Regions from separate parts of the Mus musculus genome. Here region 2 is linked to region 1. A link is a loop called in an ENCODE intact Hi-C map of the cell type or tissue named here. Cell type or tissue: gastrocnemius. All regions are shown on one strand. Links, peaks and the distances in the headings refer to the core of each region. The heading gives the core; the rest is flanking DNA.

The links. Peaks named below come from ENCODE experiments on the same cell type or tissue, not always from the same donor. Only the 100,000 strongest peaks of a DNase experiment are listed, where the experiment ranks them.
Region 2: a loop joins it to region 1, with 2.3 times the contacts of the local background. A loop is called at or near these places in 2 of 42 quality-filtered maps.

Annotation. Positions count from the first base shown.
Region 1 is chr3:146,341,908-146,348,130 of GRCm38, reverse strand. Gm40167 (a long non-coding RNA gene) reads right to left here and starts at 1,697. Exons shown (of 2, transcript XR_867699.1): 1 at 1-1,697. In gastrocnemius, for the core only: a CTCF peak has its summit at 2,763; DNase peaks (open chromatin) are centred at 2,738 and 3,467; H3K4me3 peaks cover 318 bases.
Region 2 is chr3:146,447,085-146,453,307 of GRCm38, reverse strand. Ctbs (chitobiase) reads right to left here and starts at 2,841. Exons shown (of 7, transcript NM_001293672.1): 1 at 2,678-2,841. The coding sequence starts at 2,806. In gastrocnemius, for the core only: CTCF peaks have their summits at 2,617 and 2,817; a DNase peak (open chromatin) is centred at 2,854; H3K4me3 peaks cover 1,288 bases; H3K27ac peaks cover 1,109 bases.

The DNA of each region.
Region 1 (6,223 bases), core at 1,413-3,912:
CTGACCCGCTCACTAATGGACTGTGATGTGTGGTTGGAGAAATCCTGCAGCAGGAGAGGGGAGGAGTGGCCGCAAGCTCAAGACTAACTGGAAGCTGAGACGGCTGCTGGGAAGGAAGGTTTGGGGAATGTGGTGGGATCTACATCCAAGATGTACTACTGATCCATGGAAGCCTGGGGCGCTCGGAGGAGGAGCTGGGCTGTCTGGATGACGAGATGGTGGAGATGTCCGTGCTTGTAGGGAGGGTGTGGAGCAAGAAAGCCCTGTGTTCTTTCTCTCTTTCAGTAACACGGTGTGATCAGGAACAGTGCCACCCTGCTCTCAGTGGAAGGATCTCTGCCATCCCTCGGGAGAAGCTCCCATTCCGGAGATGAAACTCCACAGTCAACTTCATGACACTCTGCATAGTCCTGACATTTCGACTGCATCTCAGTAAGTCCCTTGAGGCACATAAGTGGCCAGGCCCCTCCCCCGAAGACCATGACCCACCAGGTTCCACTTACAGACATTAACTGTCCTAATGGCCAGCCCCAGCTCCTGCCCTATACAGTAAAAGGCCCAAGCGTCAAACTAGAACTCTTGCCACTCCCCACCCTGGAAAGCCCTGCCCCTAAGCAATCCTGTACAACCCCTGTCTACTGCAGTCTGCTGCTTCTCTCCCAAGCAGAGGTTGCCTCCCTCCTGGGGTTCTCCCTCCCAACAACTCTCTTATGTGAGGGTTGTTGCCCCCTGCCACTTGGTGGTATTCTTGGTTCCCAACTCTAAGTGCCCTGGCTCCGAACAGAAAGGCTTCCCTATAGAAGTGTCCCAGCTCTCCTTCAGTTGCAGGCGAAGGATTCCCTTATCCAAGTTCTGCTCTGAGAGGTATCCTAGCAGTTCGGAGACACCATAAAGGAATACCATAAAGCATAAAGCCACGCTGTACAACAAACCTCACACAAGAGATTGTCGGGAGGGAAAAACCCAGGAGGGAGACTGCCTCTGCTTGGGAGAGAAACAGCAGGGAACTAGGCAGAGCACAGGATTTATATATAGGATTTGGGGTGGGGGTGGAGCTTTCCTGGGTGAAGGTTTCCAGAATGAGGATTGGTGAGATTTCAATTCCTGAGCTTGGGTGAGCTCAGGATTGGTGGGTTTTCCTGTCCAGGGACTGGTGGGTTTTAGTGTTTAATGATTGGTGGGTTTCTGTGGAAAGCCCAGGCAGGGATTGGTGGGATTTTGTTTCTTGGCCCTGGCCTTGGGATCGAATCAGGATCAAGTTTGTCCTTTGTCCTTTCATTCTTACACCAACATCCAGGACACCTTTTCATCCAACCTGCAGTACTTACACTCTCTCGACCCTGACGACACTAAATCCACACCTCATTTTATATACATAATACTTCCTAAAATTGGGATCAGTTGCAGTTCGTATCTGTTTCCATCACTGACAGTAAACATCATGAGGGCAATACGGTTTTACTCACTGTTGTACGCCCCTGTCTGTGACTGTGACTGTGACTCACACACAGCAGGTACTTCGTCAGTATTTGACATGTACAAGGAAGAATGATGAAGATCTGTCACCAGTGTTCTGTGCCACATAGTTGGCACTTTCACACTCCTTACCTTCTCTGCCTGTCACTTCAGCCAGCCATCCCTCCCTCCCTCCAATCCATCCATTCAACCATTCCCTCATTCCATCATCCCAACCCATCCCTCCCTCTATGCAAACAACCATCCATCCATCCGTCCATCCATCCATCCATCCATTTATCCATTCAATAATCCCTCCCTCCCTCCATCCATCTAAGCATCCATCCATCAAACTAGCCCTACCCCCACCCACCTGCCAGCCATCCCCCCTCCTTCTCCCATTCCCTTTTCACTTATCCAACACTCTCCTGTGTTGCTGTGCCAATCAATGTTATTAAGACGGGTGAGGCTACCCTGCCTCCGGATCTGAGAGACTGCTGGTGCAGCAGCCATGTAAGAGTAATGACAACAGAAATTGGAAATGCCACAAAGAAGGCTACTCCCCAAATCTCTGCTCTCATAACACCAAATGCTTTGCTTCCCTCGAACTTTTAAATTGTTTCACCCGCAGTGGCTGTGCTGCTAGACTCCATGGCCTAAATCTGTGTTGTGACAGCAGCCATATAAAAAGTATTAAATTGTTATAATACTAAGTAGGCTTTTCAAAATGTTTACACACACCAAAAGCCACAAATAATAAACAATTCACAAAGGAAATGGGGAACAGTTCTGTAGTGTGAAGCACAAACTGTGCAAATTGAATAGCCCCACCCCTCATCCCATGCTTCTCTCTAGCTAAAAATAAAGAGATCTGACCAGAGCCTAAGGTTTCTTTTTCTCCATGAGCCCTGACACGCACAGCCTTCTTTTCTGCCTGGTGCTCAATCCCTCCACCCCTTAGGCTCAGCCGCGGGTCTCAGCCTAATAATTCATAATGAAGATCTTCCCGCACCTTGTATAAACGCAGACTCCATCACTAATGGCACCCTTCCCTTTTCATCCACATCTAACCACAAGCTTAATGTTTCTATTTATTTACTTATCTCTCTTTCTAGACTGTGAACGTCACCGGCTGCTGTTCACTGTGACTCTGTCCCAAGAGGTTTTCACAGTCTCGGCACAGAATAGTCATAAATGCGGTTTAAAGACAGGACTGTTAGGGCGGCTCAAAGGAGGAGCAGGGAAGCCCTTTCTCTGAGGCGCCAGACGGAGGCGTAGGCAGCGGTGGAACCACAGCGACCCCACGCTGCGGTTCTGGGAAATTGTCATGTCCCAGAAAGCGCTCCTCACCAGACTTCTCAGGCCTTGGAGGGAGGGTTATTGGCATTCTAGCATGGCTCTTAACCCATTAAACTTGATTCTTTATTCTTTTCCTTAATTAAAAAATTTGAAATCTGCCCTCGAACATCTCCCCACAGAGAAAGACATTTGGAAACATGCTGTGGCTCAGACTGGCGTTGCTATGGTAACAACCCCGCAACCATTTTGAAATCTTACATTTTCAGATTTCTATGCTTTAAAAATTCCTGCTTACATCTGCAGTTGCTTTTTTTTTTTAAAGCTTTCCTTCCTTCGATTTATTGTATTTACGTTGTTTCACCTTTTAAGTTGTTAAATAACATTGTTCAAATTCCTCAGCTGGGACTGGTGAGGCAGATACACAGCCCTGGAGCCTTCGTGGTAGAAGAGGGCTGCCTCCCACAATTGTCTGGCTTTTACACCTCTGCAAATCAATAAGTGTAAGAAAAAAGTCAAAATTGCCCAGGGAGCCAGCAGGAGGCTGTGCTGCTCAGAGAGAGAGCACACATTCTGGAAGAGTGACTGCATTGTACCCAAGCGTTCCCGAGAAGCAGTTGGAAGTCAGTTAGGTTCTAATCCACTCAGGCCTGGAAACTGCTTTCGCCAAGTCCTGCATTCCTGGCATTGTCCACCCAGTGATCTGCTGCCACCATATTGCGTGCCAGTACTGTGACCCCCGACTGCCTGTTGCACACACTTGTGTCCCATCATTACTCACCCCAGAGGACAAGAAACTACGGGCAAAGGAATCAGAGCATTCGGCACTTAATTAGGACGAGTCTAGCACGAATCCCCTGAAGGCTGCCCATCCCCGCTGTTGGGAGGAACATTGTCAAAGACCACTCTGCTAATGACCAGGGGTCCTTCTGGGTCTGGGAAATCAACTGTTGATGTTGTGTGATGTAGGACACTGTAAGAGGTGGAAGTGTTATAGTGGAAATACTGGGGAAAAAAAAGCCACAGAAAGCTTTCTGATGATTTACAGAGATATGAGATCCAATGAAAAAAGAGTGGGAGGAAGCCAGATGTCTACATCTTCTCACATACAGTCAAGTGGGCTGCCTCAGCCTTCTGGAAGCTTCCTCCCGCAAGGCCCAAAGCCCTGATGTCTCTTTTACTAGTGGTATGATTTTTTTTTACTCCACCCACTTCAGATTTTATTTTTTAAAAATAACAAGTAAGTGACGGTTGTTTCATTAGAGCGCGTGTCTGGTAGAAAAGAAACCCCATCTCAGAATGTACACTGTGAAAGCAGCTCTCTCGTTTTACACTCACCTGTCAGGAGCTTGCCTTGGAGCAGTTTGGTGAATAATTACGTATGTGTGCACACAAACATGCATAGTGAGGTGCACTTCAGCCACATATGATTAGGTGTGTATGATTCAACCTAAGGATCGCTTCAGAGTGCAGTTTATACTGTTACCTTGAATTGGAGTTTGAGTCTTAGGTCCACAGAGATGTGCTGTTTCTGGAATCTGACTCACATCTGCCCTCTACTGGATCCTGGCCTCCCTACACTCCCCTCCCATTTGTTGGTCCATGTGGGGCGTCTACATCAGAGTTTGCACTTTGCCTCAGCCTTTCTGTTGCCTTGCCCTCCAGCCCCACCTTTAAAGGAATTGAATGATGGACATAAGGGATGGAGGCGAATCCTAGTTTTTTATTCTGTGGTGGACTTCGTGGGCTTCTCATTTTTGGTAGTGGATAGAATACATAAAAGCGTATCCCACGGAGAAAATGTAAAATCCAGGGTGAAGTGCCCCAGCTTCAGAATGGCTGTTCTAACCACATAGACATTCATTGAGATACATTGACTTCAGTTCTGGTTGACTTTGGTGTATCATGTTTATTTTATTGACAAGTTATTTTTGTAATGAAGGTAAATAATCAAGGAGATTTAAAGCAAAGCTGTGGCACTGAGCATATTCCTCAGAACCAGTTTATTTAAGGAAGGAGCAGCCCCTCAGTTATTATGGAGTCTCAAATGTCCCCTACCCGCTCACATGCTTGAACTCAGCTACTGTAGCTATTTCCAGAACCTTTGACACTATGGAATTTGTAGGAAGTTGGTCAATAGGGGTGGACCTGAAAGGTGATAACCACTCTGGTTTTCATTAGACTCTCCACTTCCACCCAGCTCTGTGCTATGGCCAGCCACAGGGCACTTCACCCTCTGTCAGGGACCAAGCTACTACAGTCACTATGCTTTATCCACTGTGATGGACTGAGAATCCCCAAAACTGTGAGCCAGCACCAACCCTTCCTCCCTGAGGCTGCTTCTGACAGATACTTGCTCACAACAACAGAAGTAATGAATGTACCTCGCCTTGTCCTACTGTTACTATGTATCCCACTTTGTAACTACAATGTTACAGTCTTCCATTGTGTGCCATTGTCTCTGGACACATTGTATCACCTCTCTCTGGCTTGCACCTCTGTGGGCCATGTGCTCACCTGAGCTTTTTCCACCAATCTAGTTGCCACTTTGCTGTTTTATCACCCAGGCTTGGCTCTTTTAGTACTAGGATTTCCCAGATAGACACAGTCAAACACACACAGTGTATGTCTTGTGTTTTTTTTTTTTTTTTAACTCAAGATAGCTCTTTGCCTTAAGAATCAAATGAGAAAGCAGTGTTTCATTGCAAAGAGGGTGCAAATGGCTTCATGATGAAGTTACATTGTTCTTTGTTTCCAAGTGGAATTTTAAGGTCCAATGACTTGTAGATCTTCTTCCCTCTTCCCCTATCCAGCATTTCCTTCACATTCTTCATTTTTACCTACAAGTCCCTTCATAATGAGAGAGGTCTTTATTTGGGGTGTAGCCCTCTGCTAGACACAGTGCGGGATATGGAAAAGCCATGAGGCCAACTCTTTTAAAAGGGTGTTAATTGGATTTTCCCCATATAAAACCCCCCATAGCATTTTATTTCCTGGCTTCGTTTCTCACAGTCAACTTCATTCGCCCATTTAATGCAATTTGCTTCTCATGATAAGATTCTATTAAGTGATTATTAAGACATTCTGAGTTCCTTCAGCCAAGTCCGCCTATAATCATTACCTACCTCCTGGGGGTGATGCGAGGTGTAATTAACTAAAGCTCACTATTACCTCGCAGCATCCAGAACTACAAACAGAGACCATTTGACACAGCAACCCTCCAGCTCCTGAACTCACTCAGGCAGCAGGCATGGTGCAGCCTGTTCACATTTGCATAAGTCCCCAAGATCTGTGCTGGATGAGAGTCAAGGTTGAGTGGATTATGTGAAAACAGCATACTGGAAATTGCCTGTCTTTATTTATATCAAATAGTATCCCTAAGGGTTGATTTCTTTTCGTTTCGAAACCATATTATTTAATAGTCCTAATCTTAGTTAGTGTTAATTAAAGAAACACATACAAAACTTCCACT
Region 2 (6,223 bases), core at 1,791-4,290, 100 kb before region 1:
AGGAGAGGTGTTTTGCTAGGCGCTAGAGGCACAGAGGTTAACAAATACCAAGATCCATTAGGAAATGACAGTAGCATCAAGGCCTGGAAGGAAATGTAGGGGCCTTGATTCCACGTCCAAGGAATCTGCTATCTAGGTGGTGAAAGAAACCATCCACGATGGCTTCATGGGAGGGGACCTCTGCATTCTGGAGGATGACAAAAGAAGATAGCCTACAGGCGAGTGGGCATTTGCAGATTAGAACAAAGTTCCTACAACTCAGGTTCCCCACAACTAAAAAGAGTTCTGAGATTCTGGACCTGAAAAGGTAGCTACGACACAGAAATGCTGAAAGAGAAAGGAACAATATAAAATTAACTAGGTGGTATTCTCAAGCAGTATTTGAGGACCACAGAATTGTTCATTTTTCTGGAGTTCCATTAGAGTTTCAAGAAGGGGTGGCACATTATACTGGCACTGAAAATAGAGATGTAGGGGCCCACAGGAGAATGGACCAGTAAGGGCTGTGCAGAGCAACAACCATAATTGTTAAGGCTGTCATTGAATATTCGCATGCCTTTACCTTTCCGAATTAACTATGCGCAGTTCATTTTTTTCTGTCAAGCAACCATTTAATAAAGTTACTACACACAGAATGTGAAACTGGATAGCTCAGTGTTTTAATTCTCATATTTAAGACTCAACTTGTTAAAAACAAAACAAAACCCAACTAGGTAGGGCCTGTGATCTAATAGCAACTACTCTCAATCTTGAGAACACAAAGGGAGGGGTGTCAGATGTCCATGGTGGGGAATGGTATCTTAGTGACTATTAACTGTGATGAAACACTGACCAAAGCAACTTGGGGAGGAAAGGGTTTATTCGGCTTATATTTCCATATCACACTGTTCATCGTCAAAGGAACTCAAACAGGGTGGGAACCTGGAGGCAGGAGCTGATGCAGAGGTCAGGGAAAAAGTCTCCTTACCGCCATGGAACCCAGGACTGCCTGTTCAGGAAAGGCACCACCCATAATAGGCTGGGTCCTCCTCCACCAATCACTAATTCAGGAGATGTCCTATAGGCTAACCTATGGCCAGATTGGATGGGGGCATTTTCTTAATTGATTCCTCCTCCCTGGTGACTCTAGCTTGTGTCAAATTGGCATAAAATTTGCCAGTACAAACGGGTTCATTCTCAAAGCATAGGTCAGTCCCCTGTAATTCTGCCACACAAATATATGTAGTGGGGAAGGAGACTCTTATAATCTACACTCTTCTCATTTCAAGAAGCAAAAGGCTAGTGAGGCCTCATTTACTACGAGTTTATGGATGAGTATAATTTTCTTAGCATGTAATGACAAATTCTCACAAATACTATATCACCCACTAAGTGTTGAGTGCCGCAATAAATCAGATTGTTATAAAACCACTTAATTGAGGGGAGGGGCTTTAGGCTGAAACAGCTGAGCAAGTCCCTTGAGTTCCTAGTTAGCCAATCAGAACCAGTCAGCTAATCTCTAAGCAGGTGTCTTAGGGCTTCTTTGGCTGTGAATTAGCACCATGACTGCAAAACTTATAAAGGAAAACATTTCATTGGAGTTGGCTTACAGTTCCGAGGTTTAATCCTTATCATCATGGCAGCATCCAGGCAGCCGTGATGCTGGCGAGGGAGCTCAGAGTTCTAAGCAGCAGGGCAAAGACTGAGCCACTCTAGACCGAGCTTGAGCATGGGAGACCTCAAAGCCCATCCCCACAGTGACACACTTCCTCCAACAAGGCCACACCTGTTAATGTGTCACTTCCTATGGGACAAGCATGTAAACACATGACTCCATGAGGGCCATTCCCATTCAAACTACCACAGTAGGAAAGATCCACCGGACCAGAAACTAAAAGTAACAGCTATCCATTGCCAAACAGCTAATTCTTTCTCTCCCAAAACTTTAATTTCTGATCTTAATGATCTGAGTGCTACTAGTGACCCTTGCTCAAAGAAACGTTAATGCACCTAAATTTTTCTTTTTAAAAAATGTCCAGTTTCCACAGTAGGCAGTCTACAAAAATACTGTCACTATTTTTCTAAACAATGTATGCAAACACAAGCATTTAAATATCTATGTCTCAAAACCAAATATAAGTTTAAGACCCATCAACTGTTCCTTCTTTGTACAAATTTTTTGAGACTGGACCCCCTGACATCGCTGACCCCCAGGTCCAGCCACTGTCATCAACTTCGGTCACGCGATTTTACCAATGCTTCGTGGTAAGTCCGTAAGCTTTATACGCCATTCTGCTGGGTTAAAGAAAAATGGACTCAAATAGCTGTTTTTGCCGCTTTCCTGGGTGGGTGACTGTCCATAAACGAAAGAACTAATCCGTACCAAGTACAAAGGTTAGCAGAACATCCTGCTTTCGGATGTACTTTTGGAGGTGGACACTTTCCTACTAAATGTGCATTGCCTTGGAAACCGAGAACCGGTTCTCCTACCCTCCCCGCAGGTGGCTGAGCGGTTAGCGGGAGGAGCTGGCCTCGGGAATCTGATGAGGCAGGAGCATTACACAGTCTGCGGCCTGGGAAGTTGCCCAACCTCTGAAGGAAATCTAAAAAGAGGAAGACTCTGGTGGTTAAGGCTACTCAGTGAGCGCACAACTTCTACAGCCTTGAGTATCAGACCGACGGGCAAATGAGTGCTGACCTCGAAGTCGGGACGGTGGCGGATCGGTTGGCAGAGAGCAGCCTCGGAGCACGGGCAGTCCCCGGCCGAGAGCCGTGCCAACAGCGGCAGCAGCAGCAGAGTGAATTCCGGGAGGCCACACAGCGCCATGCCTGGGGTGGAGGCTGCGGGAATGACGCCTCTTGAAGGGCGGGCCCTGATGTCCTATGGGCAGGCGGGGCGGAGTCTCTGCTGAGGGGCGTGGCCTGATGCTAAACGGAGAGCGACCCAGCCTGCTGCTTGGTAGGTGGGCCCTAGAAGGCGGGGCTGATGCTGGACTTTGTGGAGAAGTGGGACTTGCAGCCAATTGACTGGGATCCCACCCCGGCTGCTGGGGGCACTACCTATGAGTAAATGTAAGATGTGACAGGGGTCTTCCTTACACTCCAGTGCTAGGAAGGGCTAGGTAAACAGTCTTGACCCGGGTAACTCGCAGGTAACTCTACCACTTTTATTCTCTCCATCACTCTACATCACTCTACACCATTTCATGATTGTGTGGTCTGAACGTTTTCTGCTCATTCATCTTACAATTGATTTTGAATCTCTTGCTTGGCGTTGCTCCCCGCACCCCACCCCTGCCAATATAGCTCAGCACAGTGCTTGGCTTGTAGTAAATAGTACGTTCACTGTAAAACTCCAAGAGCTCCTGTTTTCTTTTTTTAAACTTCAATCGGTTTGAGACCATTCTTTTCCAAGTCTCTACACAGGGTATTTTTTAAAATGTAAAATGGACGGGTGATATTATTGTCAATTTACCAGATGTTTGGTTAAGTGTGTATTGTGATTTTCCAGCATTAAATAAAGAGAATTTAAAGATAAACTCTGTGCGGTGATTTTGCTTGAGAGATATGACCTCAAGAAAAGCCTTTCCTTTGGCTATGAGAATAGGGAAGGGGGCTCTAACAGGGTCATCAGGTCCTGGGGGTGTGACCTGGATTGCTCTGCTCAGCGTGTACTGAATGCTGGAAGGAGAACGCACTTTGAAGATTTGGGCATTTTCTTTGGGGAATTCTTCTGTTTAAGTAGCAACAGGAATAAAAATTCTCTTTATGGCTATAAAGGAAATTGAATGTCATTAAACTCATAATGACAATTAAAACACCCATTATAGCATATGAGTTTAAATTTATTGTACACTCCCTAAACACCAATAAAAATTTAAATGATGTAAATTCTTTTCCCAGAACCAAAATGTTGTCAAAGCAAGGATCTCTCTGAGCTCTCTCAGAAGAGCGGAAAGCAAAGGATACTCGGGAACAAATTAATATATTTCTAATCCTGGCAGACTGGAAAGGCTGGAAACCAGGTTTGCTTTCTTGTCTTCGTTTCTCTTCCTGTGGCTGTGATTAAGAAGTAACTAAGATAGCTTTTTTTCCTGGCTCACAGTTCAAGGTACAGTCTACTATGGCAAAGAGGTCACGGCAACAGGGTCTTGAAGCAGCCGGTCACAGTCAGAAAACAGGATGCAGGCATGCATGCAGATGTTGAGCTGGCCTTCCTCTTCATAATGCAGTCTTGAAACGACCTCAGAAAATGGTGCAGCCAGAGTGGCAGACAGAGTCTCCCCACCACAATTAACTTGATTGTAGATAGGCATGCCCAACATCAGGCTGACGGTTAACACTATCAGGGTCCCTCCTTTAAAGGCTTGATGAACGTGGTGGTGAAGGACTTTTGCTCGGCTACTTTTCCTCTCAGGCTCTGATCTGGACTGAACCCTCACTGTCCAATCAGAGTAGGAGCCGTGTAAAGCAGGTGTGCTTTTCAGCCTTGTCTTACGGGCAGCGAAGCTGACCCACAGGCGGATGTTCCGAGGATCTGATGATGCTAAGTGTGAAGCAGGGGTTTGGCCTGACCTTGCCTTAATAGGTACTCTTGTTCTTCAGGGGTTTTCCACCTAAAACCTGGTATGTGCCTCAGTGGTAAGGCGTGGAGCTAAGATTTCACCCTGGACAATGTAGCTCCACGTCAGCAACCTTAACATGGATGCCAAGTCGTCTCCACTCTCCATCAGGGCGGGGAAGTCTTCAAGCTGCCCCAGAGCCCGTCCTTATCTGGCCTTTGAGCAAGTAATCTGTCGGCTCCTGTAAAACTGCACAGCATCCCCGGGCCACGGCGCCTCCACTCCACTCGGCAATCTCAATGGGTTGGGCAAGTCTACAGTCTATTTTCCTGACATAGAGGAAACTGTCAGCATTAGGTTGACAGTTTAAGACTCACACAAAGCCTGCAGCACAGGGCATCATCCCCTTCTGGAATCACATGGCCATTCTTACCTGGCATTTAAGAGTAGGTCCTCCGGCCTACCTCACACCCATCTTTCCCTTCCATAAGGAGTAGGTTTCAAAGCCAGGAATTGTAGCACATGTCCTCAGTACCAGCATTCAGGAAGCAGAGGCAAGCAGATTGCTGCTGAGGTCAAGGCCATCCTGGTCCACATAGTTCCAGGCCAGCCAGGGCTACATGGTGAGATCCTGTCTTACAAAAACCAAAAGCCAAAAGGAAATAGGTTTCAGCTGTTGCGTGGCTCTTTCAGAATGTTTACTAACCAACCCAGCATTGTAAAGACTAATAATTGCAGATAGTTTCTTAACCTTGGGCTGGAAATTATCTTCTCATTCCTGGCCTTTGATCTGGGGAACTTTCTGGAAACAGGTCTCTCTGTAAGAGTAAGGTACTCTTCACACATTTGAAAACAGACAGCTAACATTTCTGCCTCCTCTGATTTCTAAATCTTTCCTCTCTAGCTAAACAAATTAACTCACACCCCTAGATCCTGACTCATCATCCACTCTAAGGTCATTGTGACTCTAAGGACAGGGTGTGTGGCACTTACAGACATTCCAGCATGAGCAGGTCTATGCAGCATACTGCATAACTTACTTGCAGAAGTAGATGCGCCTTTGTGCCTGTCCTACCCATGTGGGATTATAATAAATCCACTATGAGTAAAAGCCTCTGTCTACGTTGGTTTGGTAGTTAATGTAAAACCCACTCTCATTCTCGCCTTTTACTAATGTTGCAAACCTAACCTGTTTGACAGATTCATCCTATAAAACTGCTTCTTACTAAGTCAGTCCATCCTGGATGCAAAGATTTGGAGACGCTGTGCCTTTCCTGGACTTCAAGTTGAGAGGCTTAGAGAACAGGCTGACAAATCTGCAAACATAGTATTTGCCCGTGTCTTTCGTTGGCATGAAAAGGAATCTGTTTCCACCTGATGGAAACCAATCAAGACTGAGCCCGTCCTGATGGCCAGGTCAGCATGCCAAGGCTGAAGAGCGGACAGAAGCCTTCTGTTTATAGCTCATCTCTAGCACTTTTTACCACAGCCCCCACACTTGGAGATGGTCACAATCTTGTATGCATTAGCATACTAAAGTTGCAATAACTAAGTGCCCTAAAGGAGATGAATGAAGCAATAACAAGATATTTATTGTTCCATGATTCTAGATGTCCAAGAGCAAGATTATCTGGGGTGGGGGTGGGGGGTCTTTCTAAAGGCTACAGGAGAAATCTGTCCTA